2 separate regions of the Homo sapiens genome follow, and region 1 is linked to region 2. The links are chromatin contacts, found by Hi-C or POLR2A ChIA-PET in ENCODE. All regions are on one chromosome and are shown on one strand. Each heading gives the region's core, a stretch centred on a gene start or an enhancer-like site at or near the end of the contact. The rest is flanking DNA. Distances are from core to core; before and after follow the strand shown.

Region 1 (5,469 bases), core at 378-2,877, 36 kb after region 2:
AAAGGATTTAAGTAGACTGGAGAATGTGTACCCTGTCTAAGTGGTCTAAATCCATTGCCAAGCATCATTTAGCCAGTTACAATCATGTGGGAATGGAGTATTAGTAAATGATGTTTATATGAAATCTCCAAATGTCAAGTATTGGCTTAGTTTTTATTTAAAACTCTTGTGTATACCAGACAGAATATGTTTGTGGGCTGACGCTGGCCCATGAGCCATCACTTTACCGTCTTTTCTTTAAGGCAACATTTCCCAGTGTCTTCCCAAGAATGCTAACGCTGTGGGTTGTTAATTTGGAATTACTTGGAAAGAAGGTCCTATAGCCAGATAAATTTGGGAAACCTAGTTCTGTGACGAAATTACATTTAGAAAATACTTTACCCTGGGTTTCGTTCCCAAAATTTATTTGATCAGAGAACCTTGCTCCCAAAGAAGACTAGTGAATCTCTCCATGGGGCTACACGAGGGAGATGAGTGTCAGTATTTTGGAGAATGACAACAACAGGGGCAGATCTCAAGGACCTCTTTTTATATAATAGACATAAATTGAATCTTAGTTGACATTTAGGAAGAAGTCATTAAGTTACTCACATTTTGTGATGCAAATGGAACCATTGAATGTCCATTTTGTTAGATTTTCTGTTTTTAAATAAAAGATCTTATCATCTGACACCTATTGCCAGAACATATGTGCTATTTGATGTGGTTTATATAGGAATAGATATTGAAATAATTGCTTTTGTTTGGAAATTAGCTTAATATGTTAGCATAAGAATATGTGCAGCCAAATTTAGGCTTGATAATATTATGAGAACTAGAGCAACTAGAGCAATGCTTATGAGAATAATGTTTGGACATGTCAGCTGTACTTTCAACTTTCCTACTCTTTCATTATTGCAATGACTTTTATTTGGCACAAAGGGATATTTTCATGTTCATCAATGAAATTTGTGTATAGTCTATGGAAAGAGGTGAAAAAAATTCCTCTAAAAGGAATTCAGTTAGCCTTCTATTTAGGCCGTAACTCCGACATGCTCTCAAGAATTCTTTTGGTAACAACCTCAATTTACCTTGTCTGCTATTTCAGATGTGTCTTAAAATAGCATAATTTCCCACAGTTTTATTAAAATTGTGGTGCCTCTCAACTTAGTAAAATGTTTCTGCATTAGATTTAATTTAATTGCATTTTCATGTGTCTTTATTCGGAAGCTCAAATTCAATTTGAGAACACAGTTAACTAATCCAGTCTTTCTGGGGATTTTATTTTGATTAGCCTTTGGATTTGGGGGAGGGAGATAGATTTTTTTCTTTGATGTTTTTCATAGGTATTTCTGGATATGAATATAGGAGTCAGAGAAAAAGAAGGCACAAAAGACTCACTCACCTGAAGCTGAATCTATTTCAAACACTGAGAATAAGAAAGCTTTGGGTACATGGAGTGGAGGTGTCTCACACCCTTGGCACAGCTGCTTCACTGTGATAAGAAAGCAGAGCTCGATTTATGCTGACTTTGTTATCTAACCAGTTTATCCTGCAAACTACTGGGGGAGAAAAGGAAGAAATTCCTGTGAAATACAGCTAATGTTGGTCTTTCAAAGCACACAAAATGAAAAGCTGTGAGCATGACGCAAACTTGCAGGGGGGACTCCCAACAGGATTTCCTGTGGTGGAAAGGAAGCTTGTTGGAAGGCTTTTAATTCATTCAGAAATGTGGAGACCAATATGGCTGAGAGCTGGGTTTCACAGTTATAGAATGTAATATAGTACAGTCAGCTCAGGACATCCCATTTCTAAGTTATAAGAGAATTACGCATTCTGTGTTCATTCTGAACAGTCATATTGTTAACTTGAATGAGAACATTTTCCTTGGACATTTAATGTATTCCCTTCTGATAATTTTAAAAGGTAATTGTCAGATAAAATGAACACTTCATTGGGCACTTCTGTCTCTGTTCCAATATGGGAACTTTCCTTAAATTAAAATTTAAATCATTCCAGGTTTTAAACTGAATGTGTTGCAGAGACTTTTAGGAGATTTACATTACATAAATATTACAAAACAGAAGGAAACTCTACAAACAATCCAGAATTATTCAATCTGGAATCATTTGAAATGATAGTATTAATCAAGACTCAAAGCATTGGTTATAAGCTATTAAATGTATATTGATGTTATTTTAGTTAATTTCTATAGTATCGTCACATTTCCCACTGTTAGATATTGTTTTAAATTTTTAAAAAGACAGAAAACATTTAAGTTTGAATGCATAGATACCTTTTGGTAAAAGGAATGCTAAGGAAACCTCACGTGTTTGCCTTTTTTGTTTTAAATTGGACCAGTTTAGTCTATTGGAAAAGATAGGACATATGTTTCATTTCTTACCTCTTTGATCACGTCATTGGTTAAGTTTCACTATTGTTTTTGCCAGCTTACTTAGAAGCAGCTGAGTTACCATTATTACATTAAAAAGTACTAAAGTATGATATGCCATACCTTAAAACTTCCTCAAGAATGAAGTTTACCTTCTCAAAAATAGAACCAGGCTGGGCACGATGGCTCACACCTGTAATCCCAGCACTCCTAGCACTTTGGGAGGCAGAGGTGGGTGGATCACTTTAGTTCAGGAATTTGAAACCAGCCAGGGCAACATAGTGAAACCTTGTCTCTACAAAAAATACAAAAATTAGCTAGGTGTGGTGGCATACACCTGTGGTCCCGGCTACTCCAAAGGCAGAGGTAGGAGTGCCATTGTACTCCTGCCTGGGTGACAGAGTGAGATCCTGTCTCCAAAAAAAAAAAGGAACCAGGTTTGCTACATAATAGGAATATTACAAATTGTACTTTTGTTGTTAAAAGAAAAACCTTAGACCAATTAAATTTAACAGAGTTTAATTGAGCAAAGAACAATTCACCAGTCGTGCAGCTACTGAACCAGAATAGGTTCAGAGAGACTCCAGCACAGCTACTTGGTGGAAGTTATGGACAGAAAAAGGAAAGTGGCTACAGAAATTGGAAGTGAGATACAGAACCACCCAGATTGGTTAACACCTCCGCGTTTGCCTTATTTGAACATGGTTTGAACAGCTGGCCACCTTTGATTGGCCAAAACTTGGTGATTGGCACAAGAGTAGGTTACAGACTGTTTACACATCCAGTTAGGTTACAGTTCATTATGTACAGGGAAACCTTGGGCTAAACTTAAAATATGTAAGGAGGCAGCATTAGGCTAAACCGAATTTAACAATGTGTGCATGTGATTTTAAAAATCTCTATATTATATATGTTTGTAAGTTTAAATAGAAGCTATGAAGTGACTCCTTATATAATAAATGTAAGGTATCTTTGCTCCAGTGTATCTGCCTTTAGAAATAACTCACTAATAAATATGAGGCACTGAACTCGATGCAGAAGGCATGTTACTGTCAAAAAACTTTCTAGAAGCTTGATAGAGCTCTTAACAGGGTTTATTTTGGGGGAGAGCATGTAATAAATTGTAGTCTTAAACTGTTACAGATTTCCTGATACCTCCAATGGACTATTCTACCTTTAATTTGGTAAATAAATGATGTTGATGACAACAGCTTTGCAGTTATGAACTAAGCAATGCCTTATGTCTCCGTTTGCCCTTGCTTTTTTCTTTTTCTTTTTCTTTTTCTTTTTTTTTTTTTTTTTTTGAGGTGGAGCCTCGCTCTTTCACCCAGGCTGGAGTGCAGTGGCACGATCTCGGCTCACTGCAGCCTCTGCCTCCCGGGTTCAAGCGATTCTCCTGCCTCAGCCTCCTGAGTAGCTGGGACTACAGGTGCGTGCCATCACGCCCAGCTAATTTTTTGTATTTTTGGTACAGACAGAGTTTCACTGTGTTAGCCAGATAGTATCAATCTCCTGTCCTTGTGGTCCACCCGCCTCAGCCTCCCAAAGTGCTGGGATTACAGGCGTGAGCCACCTGTGCCCGGCCATGCTTTTTTCTCTAATTAAAAATAGGGCTGGGTTTGGTGGCTCACACCTGTAATCGCAGCACTTTGGGAGGATGAGGCGGGAGGATCAGATGAGGCCAGGAGTTCGAGACCAGCCTGGGCAACATGGCAAAATGCTGTCTCTACTAAAAACACAAAAAATTAGCCAGGTGTGGTGGCATGCACCTGTAGTCCCAGCTACTTGGGAGTCTGAGGCATAGAATAGCTTGAACCTGCAGGCAGAGGCTTGCAGTGAGCTGAGATCACGCCACTGCATTCCAGCCTGGGTGACAGAGCGAGACTCTTATCTCAAAAAATAAATAACAAAGAAATTATTGTTTAGGGTTTTGTACTATCAAACCTAAGTAAAAAAACAATGTATGCTAAAGAAAAGGTTTATGTATAACAGGAGTGAGCAGTAGAGGTGATAAAACACATCTCTTTGAGAATGTTTATAGATTATGACCTCTCAACCACACTTGTGCACCTATTTTTTTTTTTTTTAAATGAGAGACAGTTCTGACCTGCTGGTTTGGGTTGCTGCTATGTGGCTGTTCAGTCATTTATTTGCCAGGCATTTTGGAAACACTTATTTACTATGTGCCAGTTACTGTCCCAGGTGCTAAGAATTCAAAGGTTAATAGAATTAAGGTCCTTGCCCTGGAGAAACCTCATAGTTGCTCTTCAAAAGCAGTATTCCTAATATGGTTTGTTCTTGCTTCTCCATACTAAGAGGTGAGGAACCCCAGGGCAAATAATTTCAACACTGGATAAATCTGTAAAGAAAAAATGAGCCATTCCCAGTCCTGCACCATGTTTATGCAAGTTTATTTTCCCCAGTTCTCCAAAATGTAAAGTCTCCCTGTTGAGTTGTATTGTCTGGTCTGATTTTGGTACATGCTGAGCTCACCCCTGTCTTTCTGCCTTTATTATAGCTTGTTCCTCCTTCCCCTGTAATCTGAATTCTACTTGTGCTTTAAAGCTGAGCAAAATGTTACTTTGTCCACACACAGTGCCATTTCTTTCTGGTTGTTCCTGCTCAGCCTGAGCGCTCCATAATCTTGGCCTATCCATCATTGACGTCACAACAGGTTAGCCCTTAATCACATATTGTTTTGCACATCTTGTTTGTTTTTAGTCATACCTCCCCAACTGGATTGTCTGAGCTTTAATGGGACAAACTGCTACTAACCACAGTTTGGCCTCCCAACTTTTTGAGGAAGAAAGCTAGACTCTAGCATTTGATGGGTGGCATTTACAAATTAATGAGATTTTAAAATTAACTGGATTATCATCAAGTTTCTACCCACATGAGTAATAATCAAGCTTGAACTCTAAATTAGAATTGTTTAAGCCCTGTAGGTTGTCGAGTTTAATTTAACATCATCTTTATGCAATAAGTCACCTAACATTGTTCTTCATGAAAATTTAAACCAGGGATTGGCAGCTCACTGGACTTGGCTTGCAAGCTTGCCTTGTTTGGACTTTATAGTACTTGCAAAATCAAGACATGTT
Region 2 (5,427 bases), core at 1,264-3,763:
ATCTTTTCTTCCCTAATAAATATTCATGATAATTTTCCTTAAACTACTACCTTTGCTGCATCTCACTAGTTTTGATATGTAAAGAATTAAGTTCTAAAAATGTTTTAATTTTCATAATAATTTCTTCTTTGACTCATGAGGTGTGTGTGTGTAAATATATGGTATTTCCTTTTATTTTTCTGGGATGGGGTCTAACTGTGCTGCCCAGGCTAAAGTGCAGTGGCGTGATCTTGGTTCACTGCAACCTCTGCCTCCTGGGCTCAAGCAGTCCTCCCACCTCAGCCTCCTGAGTAGGTCGCTGGGACCACAAGCATGCACCACCACACCTGGCTAATTTTTTGTATTTTTGGTAGAGACAGGGTTTCACCATGTTGCTCAGGCTTGTCTCAAACTCCTGAGCTCAAGCAATTTGCCTGCCTTGGACTCCCAAAGTGCTGGGATTACAGGTGTGAGCCACCATGCCCAGCCTGGTATTTACATTTTTTAAACAGATACATAAGACTATTTTATTTTTTCCTTTTAATATAATTACATTATGAACTGAGAGTAATAGTGTTTGAAATTAGTTGGAGGTTGTTTCCCCTTTTTCTGTTTTCTGCAGGAGTTCATGTTAGATTGGAATTATCTGACTCTTAAATGTTTAGTAGAACTCATCTGCAAAGTCATCTGGGTCTCACATTTTCATCAAGGAGAAAAAAATCTCATTGTGTTCAAATTTTCTGATTAACTGACATAAAATTGTTTACAGCATCCTTTTATCGTCTTAATCTCTGCATTATTTTCAATTAGGCCTCTTTTCTGTTAATAACAAATGTCTGTGTATATATTCTCTCTTTTTTCATTGATTGACTTGCCAGAAGTATGTTTATTAGTCTTTTCAAAGAACTAGGTTTTTGCTTTATTGATTTACTGTATTGTATTTTCTGTTTCATTAGTTTATCCTATTATACTCTTCCTTTTTCTTCATTTCTCTCTTTCTTGCCCTCTTTTTTTTTTTTAAAGAGAAAGGGTCTCGCTTTGTTGCCCAGACTGGAGTGCAGTGCTTTTCACAGGTGTAATCATTGTGCATTATAGCCTGGAACTCCTGGGCTCAAGTAATGCTCTCACTTCAGCCTCTTGAGTAACTGGGAGTGCAGGCGCAGACCGCCAAGCCTGGCCCTTTTACTTTTCTCATGGGTCTTTATTTGCTGAACCTTTTTAAGGTTTGTATTTATTTTCTCAGTTATTATTTTTAAAGTTTTTTATTTAATTTCTCAGTTATTATTTTTCTTTTCTGATATAAAAATAAAAGGTTGTAAAATTTCCTCTAAGTACTGCTTTACCTGCATTCTGTAATTTTTTTTTTTTTTTAATAGAGACAGGGATTCACTATGTTACCAAGGCTGGTCTTGAACTCCTGAGCTCAAGCAATCTGCCCAGCTTAGCCTCACAAAGGGATGGTAGGCATATATATATATATATTTTTTTTTTTTTTTGAGGCAAAGTCTTGCTCTGTTGCCCAGGCTGGAGTGCAGTGGCACATTCTCAGCTTACTGCAACCTCCGCCTCCCAGGATCAAGCGATTCTCATACCTCAACCTCTGGAGTAGCTAGGATTATAGGCACCCACCACCATACCCACCAATTTTAGTATTTTCAGTAGAGACAGGGTTTCACCATGTTAGCCAGGCTGGCCTTGAACTCCTGACCTCAAGTGATCTGCCTGCCTCTGCCTCCCAAAGTGCTAGGAATACAGGCATGAACCACTGCACCCAGCCAGGCATAAATTTTTATATGTAGTGTTTTTATCTTTCAGCTCTGTGTATTTTCTAATTTCCATGATTATTATTTCTGTGACTCATGACCTGTTTAAAAATATGTTTTAGGCCAGGAGTGGTGGCTTATTCCGTAATCCCAACACTTTGGGAGGCTGAGATGGGTCAATTGCTTGAGTCCAGGAATTTGAAACCAGCCTGGGCAACATAGTGAGGCACTGTCTCTATAAAAAATTTAAAAATTGGCCTGGCGCAGTGGCTCACGCCTGTAATCCCAGCACTTTGGGAGGATGAGGTGGGTGGATCACCTGAGGTCAGGAGTTTGAGACCAGCCTGGCCGACATGGTAAACCCCGTCTCTGCTAATAACACAAAAATTAGCCAGGTGTGGTGGCGCATGCCTGTAATCCCAGCTACTCAGGAGGCTGAGGCAGGAGAACTGCTTGAACCCAGGAGGAGGAGGTTGCAGTGAGCCGAGATCACGCCACTGCATTCTAGTCTGGGCGATGAGTGAAACTCCATCTCAAAAAAAATTTATACACACACACCTCATGAGTCAAAGAAGAAATTATTATGAAAATTAAAACATTTTTAGAACTTAATTCTTTACATATCAAAACTAGTGAGATGCAGCAAAGGTAGTAGTTTAAGGAAAATTATCCCTTGTGATTCTTTCCTACTCCAAGGCTGGCTGTGGAGACCTATGACACTAGGCCCTGCGGGGGAGGTGCCACCCTGCAGGCTTTTTGGTGTCACAGCCAACTTGGCACAAGACGAGCATTTACAAACATTCCAGCAGTTCTTAAAGCATTAGATGTCACAGTTACTGGACTGTCATTTCTGACTCCCTTCTCAGTTGGTCTGTGGAAGACATGGACTTTTGCCCTTGACTTTTATTATTCTGAAGGTGCGGCTTATGCAAACAGCTCCTTCTCACAGACCTCCAGCAACTAAGATAGAACAAAGGTGTCTGCTTATCTTAAGTCAGACCTTTTTCACTTCTGAAGATATCCAGATTTTAGTCTGGCTGTGAAATTAGCATGTTTTCACCAGTGGAATTCAGCTTTGGAACAGTATTTACCAAGGAGAAGGAGCAGGAAGACATCCGTTTGCTCATCTTGTTTTACATATGTAATGGCGCTGTGTATTTCTTTTGATGTCTTCTCAATGCCGTTCACAAAGTTTTCTTTGAAAGTGATGGCTTTATCCTTCTGCTCATATTGATTACCACAGTTCAAGTACCATTTAGTTGAATTATAATCCTCAAGCACCAGGGGAGATTCCAGAACTCAGTGAATGAGAGATTTGATCATTGCTGCAGGACTGAGTTCTGCCCATTCCCTGTTCTTAGAGGAGAGGTAGGGAAAAAGAGCACCTTTTTAGAAACTTGCACTAGAAAAGGCGAGGAATGTTTTCTTTGGCTGACCCCAGGGCTTGATTAATTTGCTCACCATTTCTTTGGCTGTGACAAGTTTTCACTTTTATTTACTTCATGACAGACAGTGGAGACATTGCTTGATAATGATGCGGCACAGAAAGCTGGTAGGTTTTGAGATTTAGAAAAGAAAATTTGTTAGTTTTTGTGTCTCTTAGAGAAGAGTTTTCTGAGTACAGTATTACAAAAAAGGAATGAATGCCTTTTCAAATGGTTGCTCTTTTCAAAAGGTTGCTCTTTTTTTTTCTTTTTTTTTTTTTTGAGACAGTGTCTTACCTTATCGCCCAGGCTGGAGTGCAGTGGCATGATCTGGGTTCACTGCAACCTCTGCCTCCTGGGTTCAAGCAATTTTCATACCTCAGCCTCCCAAGTAGCTCGGATGACAGGCATGTGCTGCCATGCCTGCCTAATTTTGTGTCTTTAGTAGAGATGGGGTTTCACCATGTTGGCCAGGCTGGTCTCGAACTCCTGGCCTTAAGTGATCTGCCTGCCTTGGCCTCTCAAAGTGCTGGGATTATAGGCGTGAGCCACCGCGCCCAGCCACAGTTGCTCCATTTTTAATTGAACTTCTGTTGCACTTGTATTGACAGTGTTTATGGGAACTCTCAAATGTGTCACCAAAAATCTATATTTGAAAGATTTCCAGACTATTGTTCTAGAGCTAAGTTTTAATTATACACATCTATCTGTATTGTTAAAATAAAAACTTTAAACAAATTAAATTTAACAGAGTTTAATTGAGCAAAGAACAATTTGTGAATTGGGCTGCCTCCCAAGCCAGAGTAATAAGCTCAGAGAGACTCCAGTGCAGCCACATGGTGGAAGATTTATGGACAGAAAAGGGAAAGTGATGTATAGAAAATGGAAGCGAGGTACAGAAACAGGTGGATTGGTTACAGCTCAGCATTTGCCTTATTTGAATACGGTTTGAACCCCCAGCCACCTTTAATTGGCCAAAATTTGGTCACTGGCACAAGAGGAGGTTTTAGTCTGTTTATATTTCCACTAAGGTTTCAGTTTACTATGTCCAGAGAAACCTTTAGGCTAAACTTAAAATATATGAGGAGGCAGCTTTAGGTTAAACTTAATTTAATAGTATTCTCCACATACCTAATCTATGAATAAGCATCTTCTTTGAAGACGGGAACTGTACTTCAGGTTCTTTTCTGTTTAGCATTTAATTCCAAGATTTCCTCCAGCAATCTTGGAATTACGTTGTGAAATAATGTACAGAAAGCCTTGTGCACTGTGAAACAGAATAAAAATTACTTTTATTATCATTGTGGTTATTCATCTTTTGGGTATTTCACAGTCTCATAATACCACGTCCCATTTTCAGATACCATATAACACTCTGAAATAAGCACACTCATGTAGATTAGTATACATCTCATGTAACCTAGTAGTTTATAGCATGGCCTCAGGAGTCAAACTGCTAGGGTCTAAATCTCCCAGCTCAGCTACTTTCTGGCAGTTTAACTATGGGCAAATTACTTAATCTCATTCTGCCTTACTTTCCTTGCCATTAAAATAGTGATAATGATAGTACCCATTTCAGAGCATTGCTGAGACAAGTAGAGTGTTGAACTGTCTGTCACATAGAATGCTCAAAATATGTGAAAGTATTACCACTTTTATGAACTCTGGCCCTGAAAGCAATAATAATAAATGTTAGGTTGCAAAAGACTTAGTAGCCAAGAGGAGCCTAAGGAGTACATGGGGACTAAACATAATATGCTGTATAGATAGGATCCTGCGACAGGAAAAGAACATTAGGTAAAAACAAAGGAAATCCAAATAAAGGATGAACTTTAGTGAATTAGGAAAAATTGTTAGCCTGGGAAAATAAAACATCTGTGAAAAAAAAATTCCACTCATATAACTATATGGTTATATAAAAAAATAAACTTGTTGGCTAAAATAGAGATTGATAAGGCAGAAAATGGAAGTTCTCCCCTTTCCAAAGATAACTACTCTTAATGGTTCAGAGTATTACATTGGTGCAAAAGTGCAATTACTTTTGCACCATGAATTTTAAATCATTATTACTAGGCTGAAACACATTTTTATTAATCAAAATAGGAAGCATTATAACCAACACATTTTTGCCAATGAAAAATAAGTTTTTCTGAGTAAAAATCCGTAGGCAGGGCACGGTGGCTCACTCCTGTAATCCTAGCACTTTGGGAGGCTGAGGCGGGCAGATCACAGGGCAGATCACGTGAGGTCAGGAGTTCGAG

What was found. A loop is a pair of places that touch in the nucleus more often than their neighbours do. ChIA-PET counts read pairs that join two places held with the same protein, here RNA polymerase II (POLR2A). Pooled maps may share reads with other maps.
Region 1: a map of Calu3 shows a loop between it and region 2 (2.6-fold over the local background). The contact joins two enhancer-like sites. A Hi-C loop is called at or near these places in 5 of 168 maps with a recorded cell type or tissue (Caco-2, Calu3, IMR-90 and 2 more) and 1 of 50 pooled maps. POLR2A ChIA-PET finds 5 or more read pairs at or near these places in 8 of 52 experiments (A673, AG04449, BJ and 5 more).

What each region holds. Positions count from the first base shown.
Region 1 is chr12:63,896,549-63,902,017 of GRCh38, forward strand. All of the region lies in intron 1 of SRGAP1 (SLIT-ROBO Rho GTPase activating protein 1), which reads left to right. Among named protein-coding and RNA genes, the nearest start is that of SRGAP1, 55 kb to the left of the region's middle. RefSeq lists a silencer at 1,267-1,467. Within about 2 kb of position 1,628, at least 4 of the 41 ENCODE cell types and tissues checked have a DNase peak (open chromatin) inside an H3K27ac peak, as active enhancers do.
Region 2 is chr12:63,859,843-63,865,269 of GRCh38, forward strand. The region is part of intron 1 of SRGAP1 (SLIT-ROBO Rho GTPase activating protein 1); the gene reads left to right. Among named protein-coding and RNA genes, the nearest start is that of SRGAP1, 18 kb to the left of the region's middle. Within about 2 kb of position 2,514, at least 11 of the 41 ENCODE cell types and tissues checked have a DNase peak (open chromatin) inside an H3K27ac peak, as active enhancers do.